Regions from separate parts of the Mus musculus genome. Here region 2 is linked to region 1. Evidence: chromatin loops called from intact Hi-C (ENCODE). Cell type or tissue: heart. All regions are shown on one strand. Each heading gives the region's core, and the rest is flanking DNA. Links, peaks and the distances in the headings are about the cores only.

Evidence for each region. A loop is a pair of places that touch in the nucleus more often than their neighbours do. Peaks named below come from ENCODE experiments on the same cell type or tissue, not always from the same donor. Only the 100,000 strongest peaks of a DNase experiment are listed, where the experiment ranks them.
Region 2: it touches region 1 in a loop (1.9-fold over the local background); 7 of 42 quality-filtered maps call a loop at or near these places.

Annotation. Positions count from the first base shown.
Region 1 is chr11:74,826,053-74,833,765 of GRCm38, forward strand. It overlaps Mnt (max binding protein), which reads left to right and starts at 4,872. Exons shown (of 6, transcript NM_010813.3): 1 at 4,872-5,349. The coding sequence starts at 5,277. It also overlaps a transcript of Mettl16 not described here. In heart, for the core only: CTCF peaks have their summits at 3,916 and 4,914; DNase peaks (open chromatin) are centred at 4,359, 4,809, 5,299, 6,209 and 4 weaker places; H3K4me3 peaks cover 3,622 bases; H3K27ac peaks cover 3,311 bases.
Region 2 is chr11:74,720,699-74,728,411 of GRCm38, forward strand. It overlaps Pafah1b1 (platelet-activating factor acetylhydrolase, isoform 1b, subunit 1), which reads right to left and starts at 3,686. Exons shown (of 11, transcript NM_013625.4): 1 at 3,301-3,686. It overlaps Gm24211 (a small nuclear RNA gene), which reads left to right and starts at 7,705; the gene lies at 7,705-7,713. In heart, for the core only: a CTCF peak has its summit at 4,001 (motif pointing left); DNase peaks (open chromatin) are centred at 3,153, 3,713 and 4,713; H3K4me3 peaks cover 3,516 bases; H3K27ac peaks cover 3,053 bases.

The DNA.
Region 1 (7,713 bases), core at 1,663-6,662:
GGCACAGGACAGGCAGGGGATAGATATGTACACTGTATTCTTTGACTCCCTCCCCTGCCCATTCCCAACCTGGAAGTGGAACCTCAAGGTAGCTTGTGGCCGATAAGCCCTGAAGAGTGGCGCCAGCACTGCCCACGGGAGGCTGTTCTATTGCCTGTTAGGTATGAACCCCATAGTAGGCCTTTCGAGAGCACTGACATTGTTTCAGCCCTCTGCCTTGAGAGGACCTTCCCTATCTCAGCACATCTCCACCCCTGAGTGATCCAGCTGCCTCTTGAGTCACACTGTGTGACTCCGCCTCTCTTTACTCACAGCTCTGCCAGGACCCACTCCCTTGACCTGAATTAATTGACTCCGGAAGCCACATCCTTTTTCCTTCAAAGGCAAGTCTGAAGTCCTCATGCTTCCCTATGCCTTAACAATGGATCAGCTTCTTTCACCCCCTGGCACCCACAGCTTCCACTCCAGAGAAGACAGCAAGGTGCTTAGAGAAACCGAGGCAAAGGCTCTTCCTTTCTTGTTTCTGAGCTCCCCTTCTTTCTCTTCCTTTTTTTTTTTTTGTTTGTTTGTTTGTTTGTTTTTGTTTTTGTTTTTCAAGACAGGGTTTCTCTGTGTAGCCCTGGCTGTCCTGAAACTCACTCTGTAGACCAGGCTGGCCTGGAGCCTGAGCTCCGTCTCTGTATTACTCAGTACTCATACCCAGGATGGGTGCCTGGATAAAGCTCTACCCTTCACCTCTGTCACTGGTCAGGCTCAGTCAGAGCTTCTTCCAAGGCAAACCATTCACAGACTAAACCTGCATATGGAACGACACTAAGCAGAGTTAATGATTATCTGTTTTTAGCAATGGTGTGTGCGTACGCATGTGTGCTTTCTTTCCTTGTCCACTCACTTCCGGGAGACTTGCAGGGACTCTGGACCCCATACAGATAGTACTTGCCCAGATTTGACTAGCCCAGATAGAAAAGAGGATCAGGCCAGTTTTCAACTTGACAGCTTGGTGACCTTTGATAAGATCACCTTTTCTTGGGATCTTAGACCTTGTAATCACGCTCTTCCAGCGGTGACATGCAGTGAGGAAGTGCAGGGAAGTAGGTTAGACAGGAGGAGGACGTAAGCTGTACCAGTTTGGGAAGGGGAAGTATAGACTCTGGGGAGCCTTCTTCACTGATGACTGGACAGATGGCCTCACAAGGGTACCTCTGCCAGCATAACTTACGATTATCCTGATGCCTTTAAGACTTGGGTTCAGGGTAGCCCAGCCCCAAACACACTTCATTTCTTCGATGTTGTTTGGTGTGTTTTGGAAACGGTCTCATTTTGTAGTCCAAGCAGGCCTCAAAAGCTGGGAAGCCATCCCTCTGCGTGAGCCCAGGTTTTGAGGTGGTAAGGTGTGAGCCACCATGCCTGGTTGGAGGAAATTGAGATCTAGGAGCCCGACTTAAACTTAGTATTTCATAGCCTGCAGTGCCTGGAGTAGTTGCATTGTCTCTTGCTGTATCCAATATGGAGAACAACAAAATGAATTCTTCCTGATGTGAGTGTACAAGCCAATGCTACCGTCTCACTAAAGATCACCTGGTCTTACCTATAAACATACTTAGCCAGTTGTCTGGCATGTGCTTGTTAAATGAATGTTACCTAGTGTATCCCTGAGCATAGCTGTCTAATGTCCCTTATTTATAGATGGCTCTTTCCCTTTGGCCTTGTTTTAATTATGACTGGTGAAAAGTTACCTAAAACTAATCAAGATACCAAGTCAAGGCTAAAAGGATGGGGCGTCTCCTAGAATAGTATGAATAGTGTGAATATGTGTGTATTGAGCTCCACACCCGTTCCCACATCCCATTGTGGTCAGGGAAGTCATTTCCTAGAGCACTGGAGCTGTAAGTGTGTGGCTCTGTCGGGATGAATGGTACGAGGACAGGAACTCAGCACAGACAAGGGAGGAAGGCTTGCTATGGAATGAGCAGTAGGCATTGAGGAATAGCACAAGACAGAAGGAAGGCGTTGGAAATCTGCATGAAAAAGTGATAGAAGATCCTGTTGCCCTCCTGACCCAGACATCCTCAGCAGCTAGAAAAGACACAACAGGACTTGAGTACGTTTTAGAAGATGGCTGGCTCTGGGATCATTCTCCAACCCAGCGAAGCTTTTGCTGAAACATCAAACTAGACTTTCCCTTGAGTGAATGTGCTTGCCAACTTATGCCCTGGCTCCACCCATTGGAACAGGAAACTAAAACAGCCCTCCCATTCATTTCCCTCTTCTGTGCCTCCCTCTAGGTGTCTCACCTCCCCACTGTCCACTCCTGAACTTCCAGAAACCTTGGTTGATGAGAAAAATCTGGTGGCCATTTTTAGGCTCCTAAAGGCAATAACAGGCCTTGCAAATGCCTTTCTAAATCCTTGGTTTTGCCTAACATCTCCTGACTGCTGTCCCCATGTGACCTAAATAAACATGATCATGTGAAGCCTGTAAGGCTGTTTGTTTTAAATAGCAAGCATCTCTGCTAAGCCCTGAAGCAGATGGGGTACTGGGGGCAAGGGAAAGGCCAGCATTCAAGTGTGCCTTCATTCCACTTTCACTTCCTCTCCCTGAGAGAAGGGAGATGCTTTCAAAATACTGCTCAGAAAAGTAATTTCTTTTTTGTCACAGAACTGGTCCTTCACAAGATTAGAAGCACTTGGCTTTGTATGATTGCTGTGGGCCACTTGAGGGAGACAGGACAAGCTGGACAGTTTGAGTGAATGGTGTTGGCTTCCATGCAAAACAACAACAAAAAGGCCGGTAGCGCCACCTCTGGCATCTCCATGTTCTGTAGTATGTGTAGGTCAGGTGCAATAACACCCAAAGCAAGTAGACACCAGGATGGAAAGGCAGAGCCTGCACCCCTGTAGGCTTCTAAGAAAAGGCTGCTTAACCTGTAGACAACTGGGCTCTCAAGAGTCTACCTTCTCACTAAAGATCACCTGGTCTTACCTATAAACATACTTAGCCAGTTGTCTGGCATGTGCTTGTTAAATGAATGTTACCTAGTATATCCCTAGTATTTTCCTTTGCTTTAGCTTCTTAGTGACACTGGACATTTGCATAAGAGTTATTCATGCTCAGGTTCACACGCTACAGTTCAATACATCAAGATCAAAGACTCCATTCAGCTGTGCCGGGTGTCTTTCTCTAGGATAAACCTGAAGGGGAAGGGAGACCCGCCACCCTCTTTTGTTCTGTGTTCCTGGCAGCTCCTGAAGTAGGCAGGTAATGTTGGATAGGTTGGATTGTCACGGTGGCCCGCTCTACGATCTTATGGTTGGGTTTCCGGTGCTGTGCGATGGAGCCCAAGATCCTGAAAGCACCGACTGGCATGTCTCCATTTCCCTTGCATTGGCTACCATGGAGGTTGAAGCATTAACAGGTAACTGACTATCCCTAGCACTGAGAGTAATTGCATCGGCTTCGTTGTGCCCATAATATTCTAGTGCTTTTCAATGCTAACTGTACGAATGGAGATTGTATGGCTTTCCACCAAAGAGAGTTCCAGATGTAGGATATTTTTGTTGTCCTAATCAAGAAGATGTAAGTGCTCAGCCCCCTTCCTGAACTGCAGTTTGATAGTTCTTCACTTTTGCGAGGACCCGAGGTGGTAAGAGGCAGCTGGCGGTTGAGAGAGGTCTGACTAGACTACGAGTTGCTCAATGAACAAGGAGCAGTTGGAGTAGTCCCTTCACTTGGGCCTCAGTTTTCTTACCTGCAAAGTGCAATGATTTGGGCAAGCTGACTTCAAAGATCTTTCTGACTGTACCTAGGGACAGTCCTAAGCCCTGCAGCCAAGATAAAGACTGACTGGCGAGCTTAGGAGAGTGCGCGGTTCCAACCCAACACAGTGAGCGACCCCGCCCCGCGCCCAGCGGGCCGCTAGGGTAGCGCGCGGCTTCCGCCCTCCACGTTGTTGTTCCTGATTTAGGCCACGCCTCCTCGGCCTGGGCTTTGGACGCTTCTCCTTTTGATTACTGGTGCCGGGGCCCAACAACGAGGTGCCCTCTAGAGTGGCACACTTTTAGTCCCCACCCATATCAGAAACCGGTGGACAAAGAATTTAGGAGAAGGGAAGTAAGCCCTGGTTTTGAATGGGAGGGTAATGTAAAGCAGGGGATGGACTGCGGAATTCCCCTGTAGGTGTCTCACCCTTCCGTCACCCGGTGGCCCTATCCGCACCCGCTAATACGACCCTGTAGACACTGTCCCTTTAAACCGAAGGCTGGCGGCGCGGGGTGTCCATGTGGAGCTGCTCCATGCCGTGTTGTCCTGCCCGCCCATTGGCGGGCGGCCTGGTGATGTAGCCTAATAGGATGCGAACGCACTGCGGGGGGAGGAACAGAGACAAAATCCGGAACGGGATCAGCTCTCCCGTCCCTCTGTCAGGACTCTAGCAGCCTGCTGTCAGCTCCGCCCAGGGGCGGATCCCGGGGGGAATTGCGACAGACCGGACGGCTGCGGGATTTAGGTCGTGTCTACGTGGGGCGAAGAGACCTAGGGGTCAGACTATAGGTCTCCCTGACCTGTGTCACCGCTGTCTCAGCTAACCGAAGCCTTGGGCTTCCCATTCTCTCAGCAAGGCAGATCCCGCCGTGAATGCCCTAAGCACGCAAACCCCGTTTAACTTGTGGCTGGCCACGGAGAGGAGGGGCAAGTAGGGAAAGCGGAAACAGCGAGGAAGCCTGGTTCCATCTTCTCACCCCCACCCAAGCCACGTGTGCGCGCGCGGTGGGCGGGGCCATCCCTGGCGCGGCCCCGCCCTCAGTGAGACGCCGCGGCCCTGCGGGCGGGGGCTCCGGTCCGGGCTTTGGCTGCGGCCCCGGTGTAGTAGCGGGGGCGGCGGCCGGGGGCAGCGCGGCTCCTTCCCTTGTTGTGTGTGTCGGTGCCTCCTCGCCATCTTGTTGCAAAGCCCTTTCTTGTCGGCGGGACTCCGGGGGCCGCGGGGCGGGAGGCATCGGAAGGGAGGAAGAGGAAGAAGGAAGGAAGAAGGCAGTGCCGCCTTTTTTATTTTTTGCATCAAAATTTTTTTAATTTGCAAATTTTTATTTTGCAAATATTTTGGGAGACATTGATTTTTCTCCCCGTGCTCCCCCGTTCTTTTCTGAGGAGTGCGCTGCGCCGCCCAGCCCTGTCGCCCCCCGGAGGTGATCCCTCCCTCCTGCCGGCCCGCCAGCCTGACCTGTGCTTGGCTCGCGGGCCGCAGCCTCGGCCCCGGCGCGCCCCCGGCTGCTCTCGCCGCGATGAGCATAGAGACGCTACTGGAGGCGGCCCGCTTCCTGGAATGGCAAGCGCAGCAACAACAGAGAGCACGTGGTGAGCGGCCCGGCTGGGCCCCTGGGGCACTGGGCAGAAGGGGAGGCCAGTGACCCCGATCCCTGAACCCACTGGAAATCGCAGGGAGGCCCCTCTATGGCGCGACCTAAAAAGCCGGGCACAAACTCCCCGCAAGAGCTGCCGTCCGGGAGGAGTGATGCGAACGTTGAAAATAATTAATGAATTCATTAACATGCAAAGAAGGACCCAGTTTCTGCGGGTACCACCCTAGCTGACTGGCACCCCCGTACACCTTCAGTGGGGGGCCCCTTAGTTGTGGGCGGGCGGCGCCCTCGCTACCATTGAGGATGTGTGAACCGGGGGATGGGGAGAGGGATGTTGATGTGTGGGGGTGGCAGACCCGCGTGTGCTTGCGTGTGAGCACCAAGATGATGTGTGATGGGAACCGGGGAAGAGCGGATGAACGGACCTGTACACGGGTGTGTTTGTACAGCACACGAGTGGGCGTGTGCGTAACTGAGTGGGGGTGGGGAATACTCTACGCCGAGCTGCTCTTCGGATTCCCTGGCCTGGGCTGGAGGGTGCGGGGAGCGCTCCCGGCAGATCTACGCGCTGCTTGGGGCGGAGGCGGCCTTTGCAGAATGAAATGACATCGCGTGTCTTATGATCCTGGCCAGCCCCGCCTGACCCCGCCTCCCAGAGCTGGGCTGGGTCGCACGTCTAGCTTTGGCTGAGAGCTGCGCTGATTGGGTGCATGTGAGTGTCCCGCGGGTCGCTGGGGGCAGCCCTAGGCCCCCCTGCCTTGCCCTGCTTTAGCCGGTGTGGAATGTGGCGTGTCTGCGCGTTTCAAACCCGCTCTTGGCTGGAATGTTGCGTGTGCCTGCGTCCCAAGCCCGTTGGTTACCCGGACTGCTGACGTAGTCAGGCCCCGCCCCCGACCACGTGCACGGGGGACACTCCCGCTGGGGACTGTGCGGCCCGGCCCCTCCTCACCGCCTCGCGGTTGCCTAGGGGCGGGGTCTGGGCGGGGCTGGCGAGGGGCCTGGAGTCGGGTTGGCCTCCAGCTCTGGTTGCTGGCCATCTCCCAGGGAGAGCCTTTGCCCTGGGTAGGAGGAGCTATGTTCACCTAGGCTCTTGCTGGATCCTCCTGTTTTTGATCCTGTAGCGAGGGAATCCTCAGAATCTCAGGGTGACATCTATAAGTAACATCTCACTGACCCACTAACAGTGTCCCTAAGCCCTTCTGGCAACAACCCGGCCACATTGTTATAAGCTCGCCTAAGAAGGGTAAACTTTGGCGCGCCCTCAGAGGCTAAAAGAGGGTTTATGAGACTGTCATCCACCCGCTTTGGCTATGGTCCCTAGCCTTCGAGTGCTGCTTAAATAGGGGCCGAAGGGAAAAGACCCCCGCTTTCCAGCCTCTTGTGAGGGCCTCAGTTCTGAAGCAGTGTGTGTGCAGTTCCTAGGGATTCCTGGTTCCCCTACCCCCTCAGAACCCTTCAGTCGGTAGTGTTGTGGTGGAGTTCTTCGCCCTCCTTCCCTTTCTTTCTGCCTATTGTTGCTTCAGTGATGAGTCATGCAGGAGGTAGTAGTGTGTGTGTTGTGTGCCCGCGCACAAAGGCGCGCGCGCGCCTGCAGCTTGTTCCGCGCGGTGGGGCGGGAGGAGTGGTAGCCCGCAAGGGGCGGAGGAGCTGCAGGTTCGCAGGCCTTGTCAGACCGAGTAGCCACTCAAGGTCAGGAGTCACTGGAGATTTGCAAGACCCAAGTGCTTAGGTTTTTTGCAGAATGGATGGCTGGGGTATCTGTCCACATGTCCCTCCCCTTTGTGTTTTGAGTCCAGAGCAGGGTCAAGCAAGTGCTGGTGGTTAACCAGAGCGACTAGTATACCCCTCTCAGCGGCGGATGTGGGGAGGGGGAAAATTGAAGAGTTTGAGAGGAAGAGTCATCTGCTGCTACCGTCAACACAATGCAGATCAGGAATACCAATCATACCCCCCCCCCCCCATGTAATCAGGCAGTCTTGGAGAGAGGAACAGGATTGACCCTACTGTTGCCTCTGGGGAACTCTTATTTCACCTTCCAAGCCATATAGAAAAAGGGTGAAGCCCCCCCCCCCCCTTCTGCTGTGCTCTGTTAAGCCTACCTGTAAGGGCATGTGGGTTGGTGGATGCGCCTCTGCAGAGGAACCTGGGAAAAGCCCCCTTAAGAAATCACACAGCCCTTCCCCCAAATAGTGAGAGGTGGGGAGAAGCAGAGTTCAGCACTCAGGTCACAGCTAGCTGGTGTTGGACCAAAGGGTCTTAAAGGATAGATAGGTGGGGACTGGTGAGCCAAATCTACTCCAAGAACTCAAGACCAGATGTGGTTCCCACGGGCTAAAACCTCCACAGGTGATACCAACTT
Region 2 (7,713 bases), core at 1,000-5,999, 110 kb before region 1:
TTGACACACATCTGCTTTACAGCACTCAGGCGGCCTCTAAGGTAGAAAAAAGGCAGTTAGAGGACTGCTTAGGATACATAAGGAGAGAGAATTAAGCCAGGCAAGAGTGTCTGTAACTATCAAGAGCTCAAGGTCAGGACTAGCTCCACAGCAAATTCAAGGACAGCCTGGGCTATACATAACAATAAGACATCATCTCAAAAGGAGCAAGAGAGAGAGGTGGTGAAACCACTCAGTGGATAAAGATGTGTGCCACTAAATCTGACTTGATTGAGTCCAATCCACAGGACCTACATGGTGACAGGAAAGCTGTAATCCTTGTAAGTTGATGCACAAACACATAAAAATGAACAAGTGAAAAAAAAAAAAAAAAGAAATTCAAACAGACTTCATTAAACTTTTAAAAATATAGAATTGTGGGCCGGGCGCACGCCTTTAGTCCCAGCACTTGGAGGGGCAGAGGCAGGCGGATTTCTGAGTTCCAGGCCAGTCTGGTCTACAAAGTGAGTTCCAGGACAGCCAGGGATACACAGAGAAACCCTGCCTCCAAAAAAAAAAAAAAAAAATTGTGATTTTTAAAATTGATTCCATCAAATTAAGTAAGATTCAGAGAAAGTACCAGGAATGAAAGCACATTTGTACTCTCCATCAAATTATCAGTAAGCTCCTGGGTGGCCGTGGGCTTGGGGTGGAGGCTCACCACTCTTAACTAGGAAGAGTAGGGCTAAAGATATTTGAGACACAATATAGTAATGTTCTCATCCATCACCATAATAGCCTTTCTACTTCATAATGGACATGGAAAAATAGCAAAAAATGTAAATACAAAGTTACAACACTCATAAGGTTCATTAGAATTACATTGTCATATTTACAATTCTTTACAAGAAACTAAAGTGAGCTATGCTCTTTATCACAGAAAAGGTCCTATGCAAGAAGCAACACAAGAGAAAAGGTCTATTTAAAGAGCTCTTAATACAAAATAACCACTGTCTATTTTCTCATCTTTGATGTTCATCAAGAGAAAAAAAAAAAACTATTTTAGTGAAAACTAGTATTCTTAACTAGATTTTTTTTTTCACTATACCATGCTTTTTGTAGCCAAATATCCCTAGCATTCATTAATTTAACACCCATTTGGCTAGAATAATTAAAAAAAAAAAACTAGCCAGAGCATATGTGGAGTTTTTTTAATACATGCACACACATGGACAGTAAGTACTTGTTTCAGAGCAAGGATACTGCCTTTATTCCAATTACTCAATGCCCTTCTTGAAGAAGAAAAAAAAAAGGTAGAAAAACTGAGATTCTAAGATCCACTATAGAGAAATGCCTTAATTGTCCCTACAATTAATACTGAATAACCTTACAATCATTAAGGATGAGAAAAAAACCCAGTGAAAGGGCAACTGAGCATTTCACAGCTTTGCTGGCGCACCCTTACTCCACCCAGTCCTCTCGGCTCAATGGCTGCTTATAGCAGCCACAAATATTAGCCCATTTTTAAGGGGGTGGGAGGATGTACCAAAACAGGGTATGCTCTGTCAAAACCAACATATGCACAAATATTTTGCGAAAAAACTGGTTTCCTTTCTGACTCTTAAAATTATATATACCAGCAGCTTTAAATATATTACAGAAAATCCTTCCCTCTGAAATCAAACAATGATCTTTTAAATAGACCGTGAAGGAGTAAATTACTCTAAATTCATATTCTGTGTTAATAAAAAAACACAATTTGTAACTGCCAATTATTTGCACAACTATGTCCTGAAAGACACATATTAGAAATAAAAGCTTGCTAAAGCCTTAATACCAAATCAAATTTTAAAGTTAAAGCTTTTAATGTAAATTCAGCATAGTATTACTAGCATATCCAACTAAGAATATTCCTAATTAAGGGATTGAATCCTGCAGCAATCAAGCTCTACTGCAGGGGGAAACACAGCAAACAACTGCTGTGGCAAAATGAAGAGAGAAGACAATATTACTGGCATGAGGCCCAAACAAAGTCTCCACCATCCCACCCCCAGAAAAGAAATTTCACACAAAACAAGCCAACCCAACAAAAAGAGAATTGCTAAAATGACCTTTATGTTACTGGATCTTTTAAAGGTTGTGAATCTTTAGGAGGGTGTGTTTGAAATTAAAGGTAAGAAAAGCAGTAATTTTATTTTCTCCCAATTGTCTCTTAAAGGGGGGGGGGGGTGAGGAGGAGGTATCCTTGACATGACATCGCCCATTGAGAATGAGACCACAAATCTGGTACTCTTCAAAGGCACAATTTCTTAGCCAAAAATACTGATAGGAATTACACCCAAACCCAACCTCAACAGAAAATTTCCTGCGCTCCTCCCAAGGAGTTTCTTGCTAAGTCACTGGAAAAAGCAGGCAGGATAACAAATAAAGCCAGGCACCTTGCTTTCTCCTATCTCAAGACTGAAATTCTTTCCTCTTGGGAGACGAAATCAGCCCACCGTCTCAAAAAAACATTTTCTCACCTGGGAGGCTAGAGAGGGTAAATAGTCACAGCGTTTCCTAATGGAGTGGAGAGATGGGATGAAGGGAATGATCGAGAACCTGGGAGCTCAGTGTTAGCAACGTCAAAAGACAACTCCCGTGCGAGGAGTCAGTAGCAAAAAGGAAAATCCTGCCCGATTCGGTGGGTGGATGCTGCAGATCTTTACTGAATGCAGAGGCTGGACCACCACCGCACCGGGGGGCCGAGGGCCTGAGCGGCGGGCCATCCTCCCCGGGTCCACCCTCAACCTAAGGACAAGCGGAGAACCCGACGCCTGGAAGGCCTGGTAGCTGCTGGAGCCCCGGCGGCGAGTCGCCAGCCAAGGAGGGGTGGGGACTGCGGGTTCGCTTCCGCGGCCCAGGAGGGCTGAGCCCTTTCCCCAAGATCAGAGAGCGACCTGCTATCCACGCCCTTCCCACCCAAGAATACTTTTCTTGCTAAGTCACGGCGGCAGGAGGGCGATGCCGCCCGAGAGGCCACGGCTTGAACCCTCAGCAGCCTGAGTAGCCCACTGCCAGGGTCGGAGGAACCGGAGCCAGGGCAGCGCCCTCCCAGGCCAGGGCCCCCTCCTCGGTGCCTCTCACTCAACGGCCGTCGCGGCCGCCATTTTGAGAGCGAGGAGAGGAGAAGAAGAAGGAGGAGGCAGCGGCGGCAGGGGGAGGGGAGAATGGGAGGGAGGGGACCGGCGCAGCCACATCGTCAGGCCGCCGGCCCGGCCCGCAGCCACCCGAGCGCGATGGAAGAGACAGAGGGGAGGGCGCAGAGCGTCGCCGCCTTACCGGAGCGCTGCACCACCGCCTCCGCAGGGCCTCTTCCGTCCTTCACTCCCATCCACCAGCGGGGGAGGGGGAGGGAGAGGGAAGGGAGGAAGGAGGGAGGGAGGGAGGGAGGGGGAGGATGGCGCGCTGGGCCCGGTCCCGGGGAGGGGGAGGGGAGGGCCGCGGGCGGGCTCCTCGGCCGTTCCGGGGCTCGAGCCCTAGCCCAGCGTTCGCTCGTCCTCTCGCTCGCGCCTGAGCGCTCCCCTCCGGGTCCTCCTCGCTCCCTGGACTCTCGGCTCGCTGCTCCTTCGCTCCCTCACTCGCTATCTCGGCCGCCGGACTCCGCCGCCGCCCCGCCGCTCCAGCTCCGTCTGTCACAGGAGCTGCCCCAACGCCCTGACGTCACCGCGCCGCCGCCGCCCCAGACCCGCCAGGAAGAGGGAGGGGAGCGGAGGGCCCGCGGCGCATGCGCGGGCCGGGCCTGGGCCTGGGCCTGGGCCTGGGCCGCGCGCCCTTCCGCAGGGTGAGCTGGCGGCTGTACCCGAGCCGACCGGCGAGCTTGCGTCCCGTCCGCGGCTTTTCTCGCTTCTGCCCCCTGATCCCTTGGGAAGCTTCCCTTTTGCTCTAAACTGCCTGACGGCTGGCGTCCATCACGACTCTTGCTCTGCCTCAGCGGTCACTGCGCTGTCCCGGCGGACCGCGGGTACCCGGTGCACTGGCATTTCGGCCCCTGCTGGCTAGAGCAGGAGCCAAGCCAGGATGCTTCCTTTCTGCCTTAGCCTGTGGGATTATTCCCCATCCCCCACCTACCCACCCACCCAAAAGGACCAAAGTAAATTGGTGGGCTTGGGCAGAAGAGCTGTTGAGGTTAAAAGGCAGATGGATTGCCTTGTGTTCCTTTCTGGTACAGATTTTTAATCGGAAGGAATCGCCTGTAGATGTGATTCAGCTATTCTTTTCCTTAGTCACATGTATTCATCAGAGATTCTGGAAACTGAAATCCACAGAAAGACCTGGAACTTTATTCTCTACAAGACATGTCTGTGTTTTATTATATTATGAATTGTATATTGATGACAAATCTGGGGGGATTTGATGTCAATTTATTCCACAAAGAGACACTTGATTTTTGAAAGGGAAGGTTTGGGGCTCTGAATTATTCAATATAGGATATTTAAGTATTGAATGAGATTACTTCATTATCCACTTGTGTTTTCCAGCACTGAGGCTTAACTGATTCTATTGCGTCCCTCGATGAAGGTAAATACTGTAAAAATCACTTGGGAAGCTGCAGAGTTAATGTCTCCAGTATGAATCCTGGTGTCACCACTGGGAATGTGACCTTGACTAAATTATCATATCTCTTTTTGGCCTCAGTATCAGTATAAAATAAACCCAGTAGCCAAACAAAGTGGCACATGGCACGTAGCCCAAGCTACTCAGGAGGCAGGAGACCAGCAAGAGCCCAGAAGTTCTCTGCAAGCCTCAGGAGCATCCTTTTTATAAAAAACAAAAAACAATGATGATAGTAATAAACAAGCTAGGGTGACTCACATCTGTAATGCTAACACTGAGGAGACGGAGGCAGGAGACTTGCCACGAGTTTGAAGCCAGCATGGTGTATATAGTAAGACCCTATCTTAAAATAATGATTTAAAGCTGGACATGGTGTTTTAATATCAGCACTTTGGAGGCAGAGACAGGTGGATCTTTCCAAGTTCAAGAGCCTTCTCTACCCAGTGAATTCCAGGACAGACAACTACATAGAGAAACCCTGTCTCCAAGAATAAATAATAATGGAGCAAACCTTGGGTGGAAGGAAGCACACATCCCTTATTCCAGCATGGAATGGCTGAAGAATGAGGATCACAAGTTTAAGGGCTACCTGGAAAACTCAAATGTTTTTAAATTTATCACTTTTAAAAGGGTGAAGAGACAGCTCAGTAGGAGAGTACTTGCTGAGAGAAAGAAAAGAAAACATTATAGAATTGACATAGCTGTGAGGCTTTGTGAGATTAGATGTTGCATGGGTTAAGGCCTGAGGTTTGATGTGTAACTCATGTAACCATTACTATCTAGTACCAAAGCCAGGCTCTTTGTATTGGGATGGGCTATCTTTATCCCTAGAAATTTTTTTAAAAAACATAAACCAATGACCTTAAGGGATTAGTTCTTTTTTTTTTTTTCTTCATCAACACAAGAAACTAAATCAAATAATCTTTAAAAGGTTATGTCCAGAGTTTCAGTTTTTGGATTCTATAGTCAAAACTATGGACAGCATGAGACAGAGGCTTGATCCTATCACTTATATCCAAAAGCAGCCAAGAAACATTCATTAAATTAAATTGTCCCTGATTCTCCCTGATTCTAAGAATTCACCCACCTCTCATATTTTATCTTTTGAAATATTTAATATTGCCTGGTATCTTGTTTAATATTTAATCAGATGAGTGAATAAGTTCTTTTGGGTTTTTTTTTTTTAATGAATGCTCTAAAAGTCAACAAAATTGCTTGGAAGCACATTGATAAACACCAACTTAATACAAGTAGGTAGCCTTAACTCGCATAAGCCTTGAGATCACATGCTTTTATGTATAGAAAAAAATGTAAGACCTAGATTGTACAATTATGTCCTAAAATAAGTAAAGATTTTATTTTTGTAGCAATCCTTCAAAAAAGCAGTAAGTCTCCTTTGGGGGAAGATATAACATTTTTCTCCCTGGATTATAATTTTTCTGAACAGATTATATGCTTAAGTTGACATGAAGCAAGTGTGTTACAGTTCTGTGCGTTTTCAGTTAGTTGCTAACACTGTATATCCACTTTGACAAATACTTGTCTAATGAAAATGGAGAATTAAGACATCTGTGCCATCAATCATAGTTCATAAGTCCTTCTGTAGAACCTAGGTCTCCTCAGGAGAAATTTACTAATGGATGTCTTGAGTAGTGTTTATATTTTCTTGTGGAAAAAATAAACATTTCATTTTTTTTCCTAAGAACAATCTAACAATCCCTCCATTCATTTGAATTACAAATCTTTATTTTTCCAGTAGACATTTTCAAAATGGAAACATTTGTTTCAATTGCTGCAGCAAAATTAGTGTTACTTAAAACAATTCTGCAAATAAGCTGACTGGAAGAAACAGTCCAAAAATATTGCTACTGGGGAGAGAACAAAATGTCTTCTATAAGTATGGCCAAAGGAAAAATGTTAAAACTTTGTTCTAAGGAGCTAGAGAGATTGCTCTGTAGGTAAAGTGCTTGCTCCTCAAACATCAGGACCTGAGTTTGATGCCCAGCATGCTGGTAAAAGTCGTGGGTGTCAACCACCACACACATGTGCAAGCAAATTCCCACATATGAACATAAACACACAAAAGAAAAATCACTCATCAAAAAAAAAAAAAACCAAAAAACAATTTTTTTGAAAGTTCAACTGGCCTCTGTAGTTTACAGGAAAATGTCCAATGTCATGTGTGAAAATAATAGAGAAATAAACTAACAAATGGTAAGAAGGAAGCTTGGGGGAATGCAAGTTATATAAGTTAAAGTCCATCCAGAAGAGAACCATGACCCAACTGACCAGGCACTGACTCTAGGAGAGTTTCACTCATTAACTTGGGTACTTGAAATTCCACAAGGCATAGATATGTCAGTGTGGGCAGATCCAACTAGACCAGTCATTCTTCTCAGCATCGTGACATCCGGATGTGTCATGAAATTGCGAGCACATAAAAGCAAATGAAAGGGAATCCACAGAGTCAAACTCTCAGCTTAGTAGAACAAGGAGGAGCCAGAGGGAACCTTTATAATCCAAAACCTTTAAATAGACATGAAATATACATAGGAAAAAAAACCTATGGGGGGGGGGGGGGAATGGGTGAGCAGGTAGAAGCATTTGATGAGACAACACGAGTTCCATCATCCAGATCCACTGATAAGATGAGAAAACTGAATTCAACAAGTTGTCCTATGACCTACATGCACACTCTGTGGCACACTCATGTCCACACCGACATGTGCACAATGATAATAAAGAAAATTTAAAGTACTAATATAAACAATACAAAATGATGTATGCTGTTCAGCAGGATGTCACTGCAGAGAAGGAGCATAGGGTCTTTGTCTTCATGCCTGTTGCTGTGTTCTTAGCGGATAAAGGGTTAACTTGTTTTTTTAAAAGATTTATATATATATGTGTGTGTGTACACTATTGCTGTCTTCAGACACACCAGAAGAGGGCATATGATCCCATTACAGATGGTTGAGAGCCAACATGTGGTTGCTGGGAATTGAACTCAGGACCTCTGGAAGAGCAGCCAATGCTCTTAAACACTAAGCCATCTCTCCAGCAGAGGGTAACTATTATTTGGAGAACTTAAAGAAGTCTTTGTGAAAGAGGTGGTTTTTTAATTGAATTTTGGTACTCATT